Regions from separate parts of the Homo sapiens genome. Here region 2 is linked to region 1. Evidence: chromatin loops called from intact Hi-C (ENCODE). Cell type or tissue: Caco-2. All regions are shown on one strand.

The links. Hi-C counts contacts between places; a loop is a spot of excess contacts. Peaks named below come from ENCODE experiments on the same cell type or tissue, not always from the same donor. Only the 100,000 strongest peaks of a DNase experiment are listed, where the experiment ranks them.
Region 2: it touches region 1 in a loop (4-fold over the local background); 2 of 110 quality-filtered maps call a loop at or near these places.

The regions. Positions count from the first base shown.
Region 1 is chr6:151,664,811-151,672,810 of GRCh38, reverse strand. It overlaps a transcript of ESR1 not described here. Among named protein-coding and RNA genes, the nearest start is that of ESR1, 140 kb to the left of the region's middle. In Caco-2, no CTCF peak of the experiment used is centred here; a DNase peak (open chromatin) is centred at 3,730.
Region 2 is chr6:151,497,294-151,505,293 of GRCh38, reverse strand. All of the region lies in intron 1 of CCDC170 (coiled-coil domain containing 170), which reads right to left. It overlaps LOC124901436 (a long non-coding RNA gene), which reads left to right and starts at 7,088. Exons shown (of 2, transcript XR_007059817.1): 1 at 7,088-7,158. In Caco-2, no CTCF peak of the experiment used is centred here; a DNase peak (open chromatin) is centred at 3,263.

The DNA.
Region 1 (8,000 bases):
CACAAAGAATGTTAAAACATATTTTTAAAAAAGGTTTAGGGCGGGCATGGTGGCTCACGCCTGTAATCCCAGCACTCTGGGAGGCCGAGGTGGGTGGATCACCTGAGGTCAGGAGTTCAAGACCAGGATGGCCAACATGGTGAAACCTCGTCTCTATTAAAAATACAAAAAAATGACCTGGCGCAGTGGCTCACGCCTGTTATCCCAGCACTTTGGGAGGCCGAGGCAGGTGGATCACCTGAGGTCAGAAGTTTGAGACCAGCCTGGCCAACATGGCGAAACCCCGACTCTGCTAACAATACAAAAATTAGCTGGGCACGGTGGCATGTGCCTGTAATCCCAGCTACCTAGGAGGCTGAGGCAGGAGAATCGCTGGAACCTGGAAGGCAGAGGCTACAGTGAGCCAAGATGGTGCCACTGCACTCCAGCCTGGGCAACAGAGCAAGACTCCGTCTCAAAAAAAAAAAAATACAAATACAAAAAAATTAGCCTGGCATGGTGGTGTGTGCCTATAGTCCCCTCTCTTTTTTTTAATTGACAAATAAAAACCGCATATATTTTTGGGTACAATGTGGCATTTTGATACACACATACAATGTGAAATGATTAAATCAAGCTAATTAACATATCTACCACCTCACATACTTATCATTTTTTTGTGGTAAGAACTTCGAAGTTGTCCAGGTGCAGTGGCTCACGCCTGCAATCCCAGCGCTTTGGGAGGCCGAGGTGGGAGGACCGCTTGAGCCCAGGAGTCTGAGACCAGCCTGGGCAACATAGGGAGAACCTGTCTTTATTTATAAAAATTAAAATAATATTTTTTGAGAGTCTCACTCTGTCACCCAGGCTGGAGTGCAGTGCCATGATCTAGGCTCACTGCAACCTCCATCTCCTGGGTTCGAGCAATTCCCCTGTCTCAGCCTCCCATGTAGCTGGGATTACAGGCACCCACCACCATGCCTGGCCAATTTTTGTATTTTTAGTAGAGACGAGGTTTCACTATGTTGGCCAGGCTGATCTTGAACTCCTGACCTCAGGTGATCTGCCCATCTCGGCCTCCCAAAGTGCTGGGATTACAGGCATAAGCCACCACACCTGGCCTAAAATAAAAATTTTAAAAAGAACTTTTAAGTTCTACTGTCTCAGCAATTTTTAGGTATACAGTGCATCATTATTAACTACAGTCACCATGCTGCACAATAGGTCTCCAGAACTTACTCCTCCTATCTAACTAAAACTTTGTGCCCTTTGACCAATATCTCCCCTTTCTGCCGCATTCCATTTCCTCCCCAGCAACCCACCATTCTCCTCTCTGTGTCTACGAGTTCAACTTTTTTGGATTCCACATGTAAGTGAGATCATGCACAATTTGTCTTTCTGTGCCTGGCTCCTTTCACTTAGCACGATGTCCTCCAGGTTCATCTACGTTGTCACAAGTGATAGAATTTTCTTCTTGTTTAAGGCTGAATAGTATTCCACAGTGTATACATACCACATTTGCTTTATCCATTCATCTGTTGATGGACACTCAGGTCGATTCCATATCTTGACTATTGTGCATAATGCTACAGTGAACATGGGGGTGCAGAGAAACCTTTGACACTGATTTTATTTCCATTGAATATATACACCCAGAAGTTCACCCCTTCACTTTCTATGTATTATTTTACTTCATGATTTTCAGATAAAATTAAGTATGACTCAATTTCCTCTAACTCCTCTCCACTTCAAAATCTGTCTTCCGGCCAGGTGCAGTGGCTCATGCCTATAATCACAGCACTTTTGGAGGCCGAGGCAGGCAGATCACTTGGGGCCAGGAGTTCGAGACCAGCCTGGTCAACACGGTGAAACCCCATCTCTACTAAGAATACAAAATTATCCAGGTATGGTGTTGCAGGCCTGTAATCCCAGCTACTCGGGAAGCTGAGGCAGGAGAATTGCTTGAACCCGGGAGGCGGATATTGGAGTGAGCCGAGATTGCGCCACTGCACTCCAGCCTGGGCGACAAGAGTGAAACTCCGTCTCAAAAAAAAAAAAAAAAAAAAAAACGAAAACAAAAATTAGCTGGGTGTAACGGCGCAAGCCTGTAATCCCAGTTACTCAGGAGACTGAGCCATGAGAATCACTTGATTCCGGGAGGTGGAGGCTGCAGTGAGCCAAGATCGTGCCACTGCACTCCAGTCTGGGTGACAGAGCAAGACTGTCTCAAAAAAAAATTTTTTTTTAAGTGCCTTCTTCACCTAGACTTGCCTCCCACTTTTCTCACATATTACAGAAGGATGTATTCATTTATTTATTCAACAAACGTTTAACTGGGCTCCTACCATGTGCCAGGAGCCAAGGATACTGTGATGACCAGGCAAGAGGTCTCTGCTGTAATGAAGCTTATACGTTGGTGAAGAGAGGCAGGCAGTACACCAATAAATAAATAAACAAGGAATCACCAAGTGAAGATCAATGCCATGTAAAGATGGAAAAACGGGTAATGTAAGGAATGTTGAATGGCTACTTTGGACCTGACGGTCAGGGAAGGACTTCGGAATTTAAAGTGAGAGCTGGGTAAGACAACAGATTCAGCCAAGTAAGAAGCTGAGGGAAGGGCTCTGCAGGAAGATAGGCTAGCTAGAGGAAGGCCCGGCCACGACCATCTTGGCAGCTCTGAGAAAATGCAAGATGTGCAAATGGCAGCGGGGGAGAATGGAGGAGTTACGGCTAAAGAAACAGGCCAGAGGCTGGCCCTGGTGGCCTTTGGAGGACCAGGTAAAGAAAGTAGATGTTATTCGAAGTGCAAAGTGAGGCCATTTTTCCTCCCTCCAATACTAAGTTTTCCCCATGCACTTACTCCCGTACTTTTGTCGTGGATCTAAATTTGCCTCCAACAAATCTTCCGTGTCTTCCATTTCTTCCCTCTCCCATGTGTCCTTCTCCCCAATGCAAATGTGTTTTACAATCTCTCATCCATTATAAGAAAAACCTTGTGTTGATTCTGCTACTCACTCCACGTCTCATTTATACTCATCTGCACTAAATTTCTTTAAAAGTACCCTCGTGATAGCAAACACATAGACTGTTTATTACGGGCCAGGCTCTGTGCTGGGAGCTTTCTGTTTCTGAACTCCTTCCATCCTTCCAACAGCCCTACCAAGTGGTTACATCATGATCTCCATTTTACAGAAACTAAGACCACATAGTAACTTGCCCAAGGTAACTCAGCAAGCAAGTGCCAACCCCAAGATCCACATTGAAACACTCCAGCACCTGAGTCCCTGCCCTTCACCCTTGGTTCGGACTTGATACCCCACCTCCCCAGGTTGTGCTGTTGCTCTCTCACACTTTAGAATCAGGCTTTTGCCTCCTCAGGTTTCTTGAGCAGGTTTCATGAGCAGGTTTCTCGAGGACATCATTGTCCTTTACTCCTCCACCTTCCTCAAATTCTCTGTAGGCTTGTTATTGAATACTTTCTCCATGGTGGAATTCACCCCTCCTGTACTTCCTCAGAAGCTCACATTTAACCCCTCTCCCCACTCCCCCAACACTACCCCCTTTCCAGAAACCAGCAACCCCAGCCTGGGCCGCAATGCAGCTGCTTTCTCACTTGTTCTGTTCTCCCCTGGATTCCCATCTCTCTCTCTCTCTCTCTCTCTCTCTCTCTCTCTCTCTCTCCCAGCTCCCAAAGAGCTTCCTACCACTGTTGTGAGTCGCCCCGAAGCACGGCTCTGGCCAACAGCTTGCTCAGAAATCTGCAATGGTTTCACATTTCCTCTAGAGCAAAGTCCAGATGCCTTTAGCCTGGTCACAACCTGCCTTTCCAAATTAATTTGTCATGAGTCAGCTTCATGTAACCTGACATGAACCCTCACTATTCTCATAAATGCCAAGTGCTCTCCATTCTCCTTGCTCTTCTCTCTACCTGGAATGGCACCCCCAATCTCTAAGTGGCCAAATCCTGCCATGTTCAAAGGCCAAGTTCAAATGCCCTTTCTCTAATAAAGTAGTGTTTCTGCTCTTTTAAATCTTTAACAGGAAAACCAAATGGAGAGGACCCATAGGAAACCCAAGTGTCTGGCTTATCCCACTTCTATGGTTTGAATGTGCACCCTCCAAAACTCAGGAGTTGCCAGTGCGATAGTATTAACAGGCAGGGCTTTAAGAGGTGATTAGGCATGAGGGCCCTTCCCTCATGAATGAAATTAGGTGCCCTTATAAAGGGAACTGATAGAGTTTTTCTGGCCGGGTGCAGTGGCTCACGCCTGTAATCCCAACACTTTAGGAGGCCAAGGCAGGCAGATCACGAGGTCAGGAGATCAAGACCATCCTGGCTAACACGGTGAAACCCCGTCTCTACTAAAAAATACAAAAAATTAGCCAGGCATGGTGGCGGGCGGGCACCTGTAGTCCCAGCTACTCAGGAGGCTGAGGCAGGAGAATGGCATGAACCCAGGAGGCGGAGCTTGCAGTGAGCCAAGATCGAGCCACTGCACTCCAGCCTGGGTGACAGAGCGAGACTCTATCTCAAAAAAAAAGAAAAAAAAAGGGTTTTTCCTCTTTTGCCCTTCTACCTTCTGCCATATGAGGACACAGTGTTCCTGTCCTCTGGAGGCACCATGCATGAAGCAGAAACTGAACTTTCATCCGACAACCAATCTGCTGGTGCCTTGATCTTGGACTTCCTAGTCACCAGAACCACGAGAAATAAATTGTTTTGTAAATTACCCAGTCTCAGGTATTTTTTATAGCAGCACAGAATAGACTAAGACACTCACTTAACATCTTTGCTACATTTTCATGATGAATATGCCTTTCTTCCACAATCAGATTATATGATCCTTGGAGTCTGATTTTTCTCTTCATCTCTTTGGCATTTTGCCCATGAATGCACTTAATATTTGCTGGCTGATTAATATGTACATACAGCAATATATGAAATACACATAATTTCTCTCTTTCCTGGATGATTCTTCCTCCTCACTCTGAAGGAGGAGGCTTCTATCTGAAATCCCTTTGTAATGAACTTGCTGTGGCTCATCAGCATATTTTGATGTCCATAGTAGACTTATGAGCAACTCCTTCTTTCCATAGAAATGCTTTGTCGCTGTCTTCCTCTCCCTGCAAACAAGGACTGGGACTACCATCCATTGCACTCTCCTAGCCCAGTTCAAGATCCTGTATAAACAGTCTCCAGGCAGTCACAGTTTGGATGACAAGATCTTCAGGGTCTTTGCAAGCAACATCCCTGTCTTCTTGAGTTAAATCTTAAGTTCCTGGCATCAGGCAGGAAGCCATGTAGATACAAAATTATAGAAGACCTGTGCTGGAGGGGAGTCTTAGGTATCAAATAGACCAGCTCCCTCACAAATGGGGATCCTGAAGTCTGGAAAGTCAAAATGATTTGCCCAGTGCTTTAGGCTTTCAACAAATATTTAGTAATGTATTATGGGCAACTTTCACTGTGCTAGGTTCGAGGGCTACTGTGATGAAAAAGATAAGACCCTATAGTCCTGCATCCATGACATTGACTGTCTAGTGGGAAAAGAAACTAATAAAAAACAATTTTTAATAAAATGACAAGTGTTCTGATATGTAAAGTATTGGTGTCTATGGGAACATACAAACTCCATGTGGAAGTAAAGGATGGTCTACATAAAGAATGAGTAAAGACCATTCAACCCAAAGGAAGAAGGGAGGCTCTAGTTATCCAATGAGATCTGGGCCAGACAGCAAATCTATGAATTTCTGTCTGTCTCACTCTGTTTTTGACTCTAGCTCTGTTTTCTACTAATTCTCCTCTTCTAACTCTAATTTGCTATGACATTCAACTACCCTTCCATTTTCCCCACCTCTCTCCTCTCCTGCCTTCCCTTTCTCCTTTCTTCTCCTTCTAGCCCTTCCCACTCTGCTTGCCTTATGACCTCCATCTACTCACTTGAGCACTTAAGAACCTTCCACTATTTAACTCTGCTGGGTTTTGGTGCACTGAGAGTAAAAACAGAACCTTCGTCCTCCAACATGTGCATTCATGCATGCCTTCATTCGTTCTGCAACCCTTGCTGCCAACTATATGTTCCCTGGAGGAGGAGGAGGAGGAGGAGGAGGAGGAGGAGGAGGAGGAGGAGGGGGATGGGGAAGAGGCACCAATAGGGTGAGTAAGAACCCAGCCAAGTAGAGGTCTGCTTCTCAGTGAAGGTGCTCTGGCTGCAGAAACAGATGTGCTAAGGCCAGAAGCTCCAGTACTTTGAAGGAACAGAGAGCTCATAGAGTTAAATCAAGAAGAAAACTGCAGTGGACCCAGCAAGGTCAGTGGAGGCTGGATAGAGGAGACCAATGGCCCAGGAGCTGTGGGTACTTCTGTCATTCTTACTCACCAGGAACCTGAATTCCTTGGGTGGCCCTTCTACCAGAGAACAGGAACATGCACTTTTCCCTGTAGAAATGGTTGGGATTATTAGCAAGAAAATGTACTGTGAAGGTGTTAGTAGGATGATGGCTAAAGGAAGTGCGTGTGTCTCTCTCTCTCCACACCAACCACACAACTTTTTTTCCTCACCTCTAATAGCTGAAAAAGAGGGTCAGTGTCTGCACTCCTCTGGGCATGGAACTTGTTGAGTTTTTTAAAATATCTCCAAACCTAAGATTTAATTTTTCCAATGTAGCTTTTCTTCCCCTCTACAGCTTTAAATCAATTTCAGAATGCCAGTTACTTATGAAAGACACATTTCAACAATTTTCTATGAAGAGCCCAAAGAAAAGACACTGAAATTAGCCAATTTCTTCTGATCATGATAGTTGTGCTAATGGAATTTTTTCCCAATAATTTCTTAGTTTTTCAATGTAATTCTTTAGGCCCTGCCCAAGTAAAATGTAATTTTTAAGTGATACGAGGAAATAACCGTCTAAGAGATTTAGGCAAAATGAAATAAAATACCTAAAATGATTTGAGAACTAGAATGGTGCAAAATTCTTGTCTCTGTCTCTTCGAGGTAATAATTTGAGATAATGTCTCTATATTCCTAAGAGAAAATATAGTTGAAAATAAAACCATTTCTTAATATGCCATTCTGCTCTGGGAAAATGTAATAAAACATTGTATGTAAGTCATCTGAGGTGATTTAGAAATCATTGATTTTTGAAGTATTTGAAACCTTTTAAGTCTCGGCATGGGAAAGGGAGGGATGATGAATTCAGCGAAAAAAAAAGAAAAGAAAAGAAACAGAAGCTGTGGAGTGGAGTGGTGGAGAGAAAAGGGCTTGCCCAGATGGGAGGCTGTGCACACGTGGTCAAAATCTGCGGCTCCAGATTGACAGAGCTTCACTTGCTAGGATCTGGTGGCTTCCAGCTTTGGAGTTCTGGGCTTCTGAGTTCAGAGATCACGATCCTCTAACTGCATTGTCTCTTTAAAACAAAATCTCTCTGAGGCCAGTTTAACGATGAAATTAACAATGATTTAGAGGTCGTGACAAACACTTCTAAAAAACAAACCACTTAAAAAATCTGCGGACTGCATGAAGCTCAGGTTCAGGTCCAGTTCCTGTTACCCTGTGAATCCTCTGACCTTTCCCACCTCATTTTCTTGTTTAATGGAAGTCTCTCGAGCCAGGAAAATTAGAGAACTCCCAGGGCTTCAAGGCGACCATGCTAGGTGCAGCCGTTTGCAAAGAATATTAATTCTACCAATCCTAAACCACCCTCCACACACAGGCAAATGGAATTTTGGTGTTCACAAAACTTGATTTGATTTTTATCACTGCTATTTCTGTTCATGATACTAATAGTAATACTACAAAAAATATTTTAAGGACTACAAGTTTTTGGCAGTTAAAGCTGGCATGTTATCTACCTATTTAACAATTGGAGGCAGTAATTGGAAAAATACTTCATAAACCCAACTTGTCATAATAATAAAATTATGATGAGAGTTACCGTTTCAGTCTTTCATTCCTACCTCGTTCTCAATTCAGGAAGAAGAACAAGTTCTTTTAGAGGTGCTTAAAAGAAAGCAAGAA
Region 2 (8,000 bases), 170 kb after region 1:
AGTGCTGAGATGCCGCCTGCCCTCTTGGGACCTGGATGCTTGGTGGGCATAAACACTCCAGCTGGTTCCTGGCTTCCTAGTATGCAGGCCACTGAGAAGGGAACCTCTCAGAGAAGGTCTGCGGGCAGCACAGCTCCTAGGAGTAGAATGAATGACAAAGACTAAGAGAAGTGCCCAGGAGGCCAGCGGGCAGCTCCGCGGGCCACCAAGTCCAGGTGACACTTTTTACTCTCTACCTGACTTGACCTCCTTTTTGGGCCTTGACACACAAATCACTTACTGCTGGGGAATCCTCCTTACTCTCACGCCCCCATTCTCTACTGAGCGTCTCTCCTTTTTCCCACTTCTCTAGCCCTCCACTCAGTCCCTACTGCAGCTCACTTCCTTCACCCACTCACAACTTGATATTTGCTGGGTTCTGTCCTCGACGCTCTCTCCTCATCACTGGGACATTCTCACCGGTTTACTTCATGCCCTCCTGCGATCTCAGCCACTTCCAGTATCTAGTAGCTCCCAAATCTGCATCTCTAACTAGAGACTGACATTTCCAACCGTCTAGTGACCATCATTTGCATGTCCTGATGGCACATCAAGGTCAGCATTACCCCCTGACCATCACCACCATTGCCCCAGTAACCTCAGCAAAACTTCCCATCCCTCGTCCCTCCCTGGTCTGCTACAGCACACTGTGTAATTCTGTTTGTTCATTGTGTCTGTCCCTCTAGGTCCTTCTCTGAGACCATATATTTACTCTAGTGATGCTTGCCTTCTTCCTTTTTAAAATTTTATTTATTACCAATTATTTTTTATTGGTAAAATTGGTAAAAATTTTATTTATTACCAATTATTTTTTATTGGTAAAATTGGTAAAAATTTTATTTATTACCAATTACTATTTACCTAACTCAACTGTAAGTAAGCTCCATAGTTGGAGTGAAACAATGCCTTCTACTTTTTAACTCCATTTGTTGCCTGGCACATAATTTTTTTTTCATTTTTATTTCAATCCTACGGAAAAGTTGCAAGAATAATCCAAGGAACTCAAGTATGTTTCACTTTGATTAACCAATTGTGAGAACATTGTGCTACATTTGATGTATTCCTTTCTCTATGCGTATATTACAATATGATTGCTGAATCATTTGTGAGCAATTTGCACACACTATGGTCCCTTACCTCTAAACACTTCAGCTTGTATTTTCTAAGAACAAGGACATTCCTCTTCATACAACTGTCAAATTCAAGAAATTTAACAATGACACTATATTATTCACCAATTATCTCAATAATGTTCCTTAGAGAAACAATAAATGCATTGCATGTAGCTGCCAAGTATATTTAGTCTGTTGAATCTGGAACAGTTTTGCAGCCTTTTTTTGTCTTCTGGCACAAGGTTCCATCTGCAATGCACTGAGAAAAACACACCTCTTATCCAATTGCCAAAAGTGCCCCAAATGATTAACTTGAATCTAATCATGAGAAAACATTAGATATACCCAAATCGAGGAACATTCCACAAACTGCACTCTTTCTAAACACATTGCTGGGCGCGGTGGCTCACCCTTGTAATCCCAGCACTTTGGGAGGCTGGGGCAGGTGGATCACCTGAGCTCAGGAGTTCAAGACCAGCCTGGACGACATGGTGAAACCCCATCTCTACTAAAAATACAAAAATTTGCTGGGCGTGGTGGTGCATGCCTGTAACCCCAGCTACTCGGGAGGCTGAGGCAGGAGAATTGCTTGAGCCTGGGAGGCGGATGTTGCAGTGAGCTGTGATCGCACCATTGCACTCCAGCCTGGGTGACAAGAGCAAGATTCCACCTCAAAAAAATAAAAATAAAAATAAAAATAAACACATCAAGCTCATTCCCACCCAAGGGCCTGGCACCGCTCTTGCTGTTTCTAAGACTATTCCAATTCAGCATGTTATCTCCTTGGGGAGCCAACCCTACCCACCCTACCCAGACTAGACTTTAGCCCTCACCCCATTCCATCTCCATCCTGTTATTCTGCTTTATTTTCTTTTCAAAGGACTTAACACTCTAAAATTACCTTGTTTGTCTATTTGTTTACTTTTTAAAAATCTATTTCTCACACCAGGATATAACTTTTTTTTTTTAAATGTAGTCTCGCCCTGTCGCCAGGCCAGAGGGCAGCGGCGTGATCTCGGCTCACTGCAACCTCTGCCTCCCGGTTTCAAGCAATTCTCCTGCCTCAGCTTCCCGAGCAGCTGGGACTACAGGTGCGCACCACCATGTCCAGCTAATTTTTTGATTTTTTGTATTTTTAGTAGAGACGGGGTTTCACCATGTTGGCCAGGATGGTCTCCATCTCTTGACCTCGTGATCCTCCCACCTCAGCCTCCCAAAGTGCTGGGATTACAGGCGTGAGCCACCGCACCTGGCCGCGGATATAACTTTTGTGAAAGGGGGACCGTATCTAAAAGAGCACCTGCTTGAAAATGGGCACTCATTTTAGAGTTGGTCAAGGAAAAAAGTTCTTTATCTTCAGTGCCTAACAGAGTGCCTAAGACTCAATAAATGTTTGTCAAGTGGGTGACTAATACAATGTATGATTCACTAAGCAGAATATTTATGGTTCCCATTTCCTCCTGAGTTTTCATTTTTGCTTACTCCAAACATTCATAAGATTTCAACAATAAGAGTTCCTTTTCAGTGTTCAACTATCCATTTCTTTTAGTCTGAAGTAGAAAAGACTTAGGGAAATGGGACAATTATAGTCAAGTCTTAAAATTGTTCCTTCTTGCACAGATATTGAGGTTAGACTATGATGGCCTTAATATGCTGAAAAATGCATTTTTATATGAAGCTAATAAGGAAGATTCAAGAAGAAAAGCATAAGGGAAATTCAGTCAATGAAAAGGAAGTCATTTCAGTTACTCAGAAATATAATTCAGATATTTATTTTTATGAGACTGACCCACTCCCTATGGCACTAATGAGGGAACTCAGATATTTATTGATTTATTATTTACTAATTATTATTGTCATTATTATTTTTAGAGTCAAAGTCTTGCTCTGCACACAGCCTGGAGTGCAGTGGCGTGATCGTGGTTCACTGCAGTCTCTAAACTCTTGGGCTCAAGCGATCCTCCAGTCTCAGTATCCTGAGTTGCTGGGATTACAGGTATGGGTCACCATGCCTGGTTTAGACAGTTATTTTTATGAGCAATATCTGAACATGTAGATATATAAACTATCAGCAATAGCTGTGCTGGTATCAGTAAGAGAAAGAATGAGGTGCTACTGGTCTGCCTCAGCAATGCCTTTGAACTTCTCTGCCTTAGATCAAAGCCACCAAAGCACCAATATCAAAGGAAAGAAAGTTGGAAGCAAAACAAAGAAATAAGGAAACCTTGGGTAAAAGAGCATAGCATAAATAATTCCTGGCTCAGCAAATGTTACTCCCTTTTTCAATTAAAAAAAATCAAGTTGTCCTTGAACATGGAAAAAAGTAAGTCTTTATAATTATTAGTCAACTCAATTCAAGTACAAACCAAGGAGTATTCACTATTGTTTGAAATACACTACACATTATATTTGGTAACAGTAAGTAAATACACAAGCAGTCTCTTTAAAATATGCAAAGAAAAAGTTTGGCATTCAAAAAGCTCTCCCCTACCTTTTCTTTGAAGATTTTATCTCATCTCTAAAGCCAGGTGGTCAAAGAGCAGATAGATACCAAGAGAAACTAAATGTTAAAGCTAAAATGAAGTTGGATGTGTAAACGGATTAACTGGTTATCATTTATTGAGACTTTTTTATTCTGAAATAATTTTAGAATTCCAAAAAAGTTACAAAACAAAACAGAGTTTCTATATGCCCTCTAGCCAGCTTCCCCTAATAATAACGACTTATACAACTAAGGTAATCTATTAAAACCAAGACATTGACATTGTTACAACACTATTAACTAAGTAATAGGCCTTATTCCAATATAATCAGTTTTTTTTTCACTAATGTCCTTTTTCTAGTCCAGAAGCCATTTAGTTTTCATTTTTCCTTAGTCTCCCCAAATCCTGACCTTGACACTTTTGAAGAGTCCTGGTCAACATATTGTAGAATATCCTTCAAGGTGGGTTTGTCTAACGTTTGCTCATAATTAGATAGTCATTATTTTTAATAGTATAAAGCATTTTAATTTAAAACAAGGGGAAACATTTAATTACTCATCTAATTCACTTCCTACCAATAGAGTACAATTTCTAAGCTTTTGTCTGGCTTATTATTTCATAGACAAAAGGCATTTATTCCCTTGGGTAATTGGGGAAAAATAATCCTGTTAATTTTTACAGCCACATCCCAAATATTTTACATATTTCTATTCTTCACAGTGACGTCACCAAATTTGCATTTTAGCACTTTTAGCAGCTCTCTTACCAAATTTTTGTCTGGTTGATCTACAAAATACTAAGAGATATGTTTAAAATATTCTCTTTAGTTGTGGATTTGTCTATTTGTCCTTATAGATTTTTGCTTCTGCCAATTTTTGTTTTTCTATTTTGATGCTGTGTTCTTAGGAACATATACATTTAGAATTATTACAACTACCTGATGAATGAAATTTTTATCATTATTTAGTGACTCTCTTTACCACTACTAATGCTTTTCTTGTGTTAAAGTATTTTGCATAATATTAATATAGCCAATCAATTTTATTTTGGTTGTTATGTGCCTGATACACATTTTTATACACTTTTACTTTCAACCTTCCCATATCTTTTTGTTTAAATGTGTCTTTCATAAATAGTATATATTTAGATTTTTTTAATGCAATATGGCTTTTCTTAGTTAACTAAGCATTTTCTCCATATATATTTATCATAATTACTGATATGTTTGTATTTCTTTCAACTATAATTTATGTTTTCTTTTTTCCCTATTCCTTCTGTTTCTTTTTCTCTATATTCTCTTTTTGGGGGTGGTGGGGTGGAGATTGGTTTTCTTTATATCTAGAGAAGGCTTCTGACTTAAGTTCATATGAAGACATGCAACTAGAGTCAGATCTCTTCTTAAACTTGATTTTGAGAAAAAGGAGTAGAACAAAAAAAAAAAAAACAGAGCAAACCAGAAGAGGGAGGAAATGGTTCTTTAAAAAGTGGAAATAGATACTACCTCATACCCATTAGAAAGGCTACAATAAAGGAAGAAAACACACAGAAAATAACAAGTGGGGGTGAGGATGTGGAGAAATGAAAACCTTTGTGCACTGCTGGTGAGAATGTAAAATGTGTGCAGCCACTACGGAAACAGTGGCAGTTCTTCAAAAAAGTAATAATAGGATTACCATAGGATCCAGCAATTTCACTTCGGGTATATATCCCTCAAAATTGAAAGCAGGGTCTCACAGAGATATTGGTTCACTCATTTTCATAGCAGCATTATTTACAACAGCCAAAAGATAGAAACAACACAAGTGTGCAGAGACAGATGAATGGATAAACAGAACATGACATATGCATACAATGGAATATATTTCAAGCTTAAAAAGGAAGGAAATTCTGATACATGTTACATCATGAAGAAACGTTGAGGACATTATGCTAAGTGAAATAAGCCAGTCATTGAAGGACAAATACAGTCTGATTCCACTTATACAGAGAGAGTGCGTAGAATAGTCAAATACAGCATGATTCCACTTATGCAGCGTGCCTAAAATAGTCAAATACGGTCTGATTCCACTTATACAGCGTGCCTAGAATAGTCAAATACAGTATGATTCCACTTATACAGCATGCCTAGAATAGTCAAATACAGTCTGATTCCACTTATACAGAGTGCCTAGAATAGTCAAATACAGTCTGATTCCACTTATACAGCGTGCCTAGAATAGTCAAATACAGTCTGATTCCACTTATACAGCGTGCCTAGAAGAGTCAAATACAGTCTGATTCCACTTATACAGCGTGCCTAGAAGAGTCAAATACAGTCTGATTCCACTTATACAGTGTGCCTAGAAGAGTCAAATACAGTCTGATTCCACTTATACAGTGTGCCTAGAAGAGTCAAATACAGTCTGATTCCACTTATACAGCATGCCTAGAAGAGTCAAATACAGTCTGATTCCACTTATGCAGCGTGCCTAAAATAGTCAAATACAGTCTGATTCCACTTATACAGCGTGCCTAGAATAGTCAAATACAGTATGATTCCACTTATACAGCATGCCTAGAATAGTCAAATACAGTCTGATTCCACTTATACAGAGTGCCTAGAATAGTCAAATACAGTCTGATTCCACTTATACAGCGTGCCTAGAATAGTCAAATACAGTCTGATTCCACTTATACAGTGTGCCTAGAAGAGTCAAATACAGTCTGATTCCACTTATACAGTGTGCCTAGAAGAGTCAAATACAGTCTGATTCCACTTATACAGAGTGCTTAGAATAGTCAAATACAGTATGATTCCACTTATACAGCGTGCCTAGAATAGTCAAATACAGTCTGATTCCACTTATACAGCATGCCTAGAATAGTTTAATACAGTCTGATTGTACTTATACAGCGTGCCTAGAATACTGAAATACAGTCTGATTCCACTTATACACCGTGCCTAGAATAGTCAAATACAGTCTGATTCCACTTATACAGCATGCCTAGAATAGTTAAATACAGTCTGATTCCACTTATACAGCATGCCTAGAATAGTCAAATTCATAAAGAAAGAAAGTAGAATGGTGGTTGTTAGGAGCTGTGGGGAGGAGGAAATGTGAAGTTATTGCTTAATGAGTACAGAGTTTCAGTTTTGCAAGATGAACAAAGGTTTGAAGATGGCTTGTGGCAACAGTTGCACAACAATGTGAATGTACTTAATGCCACTAAACTGTACATTTGTAAGTTAAGATGGCAAATTTTATGTTATATGTATTTTATATGAGGTTTTTAAAAGTAGAAATGATGGGAAGAAAAAGGAAAACAGACTTTAACTCCTTTATAGTTAGCTATGACCAGCTCTAAGTCCTTTGTTTTGAGGAACTATAGCTGCTGATAGAGTGTGTTGCTATTTACATTTGCTTCTCATAACAATTCTGTTGATAGTTATTCTAATTAACCCTTGTTTTACAGAAAGGAAAGAGATGCTCAAATTCCCAACAATGGTATCTACTGGAGCTGTAACTTTGATCTAGGTTTTCCAGGTATGTGAAAACACTGCCACAGCAAGAGAGCCTACAAGCCACCATATGTCTGTGGCTTCTCACTGGTGTCAGAGGATTTGGAATCCAAGCACTTTCCACAGAACTATTGCTACAGCTTTTTGCTGACTGGTGATCCTATTTTATAATTAGGTCACTTTTCTTTTTTTTTTTTTTTTTTTTTTTGAGATGGTGTGTTCAGTGGCACAATCTTGGCTCACTGCAACCTCTGCCTCCCAGGTTCAGGCAATTCTCCTGCCTCAGCCTCCCCAGTAACTGGGATTACAGGCACCTGCCACCAAGCCTGGCTACTTTTTGTATTTTTAGTACAGACGGGGTTTTACCATGTTAGCCAGGATGGTCTCGAACTCCTGACCTCAAGTGAGCCTCCCGCCTCAGCCTCCCAAAGTGCTGGGATTACAAGCATGAGCCACCGCACCCAGCACATTTTCACTGGGTAGCGTTATTTCAAATGCATGACAAAGTTATGCAGTCTTACTGAAAGCTATGTTTGTAAACTTCCCCCAAAGCATATCTCTTTCCTTCATGTTTGGGCTGCTCCACTTCAATTCTCATAATATTGCTGTTAGTATTTGTCACATTTTCCATCCCAGTAAGGCTGTGCTGGTGATCGCATTATAGGTAAATCCAACTTGAGAAGAGTGCAGCATTAAATTTTAGTGTTGATGAAGGAGTAATCTTTTTATGTGTCTGTTTTTCTTGATTGTAAACTCTTTTTTAATTTTTATTTTATTTTTGAGCCAGGGTCTTGTTCTGTTGCCCAGGCTGGGGTGCAGTAGTGCGATCAAGGCTCACAACAGCCTCAACTTCCTGGGCTCAAGTGA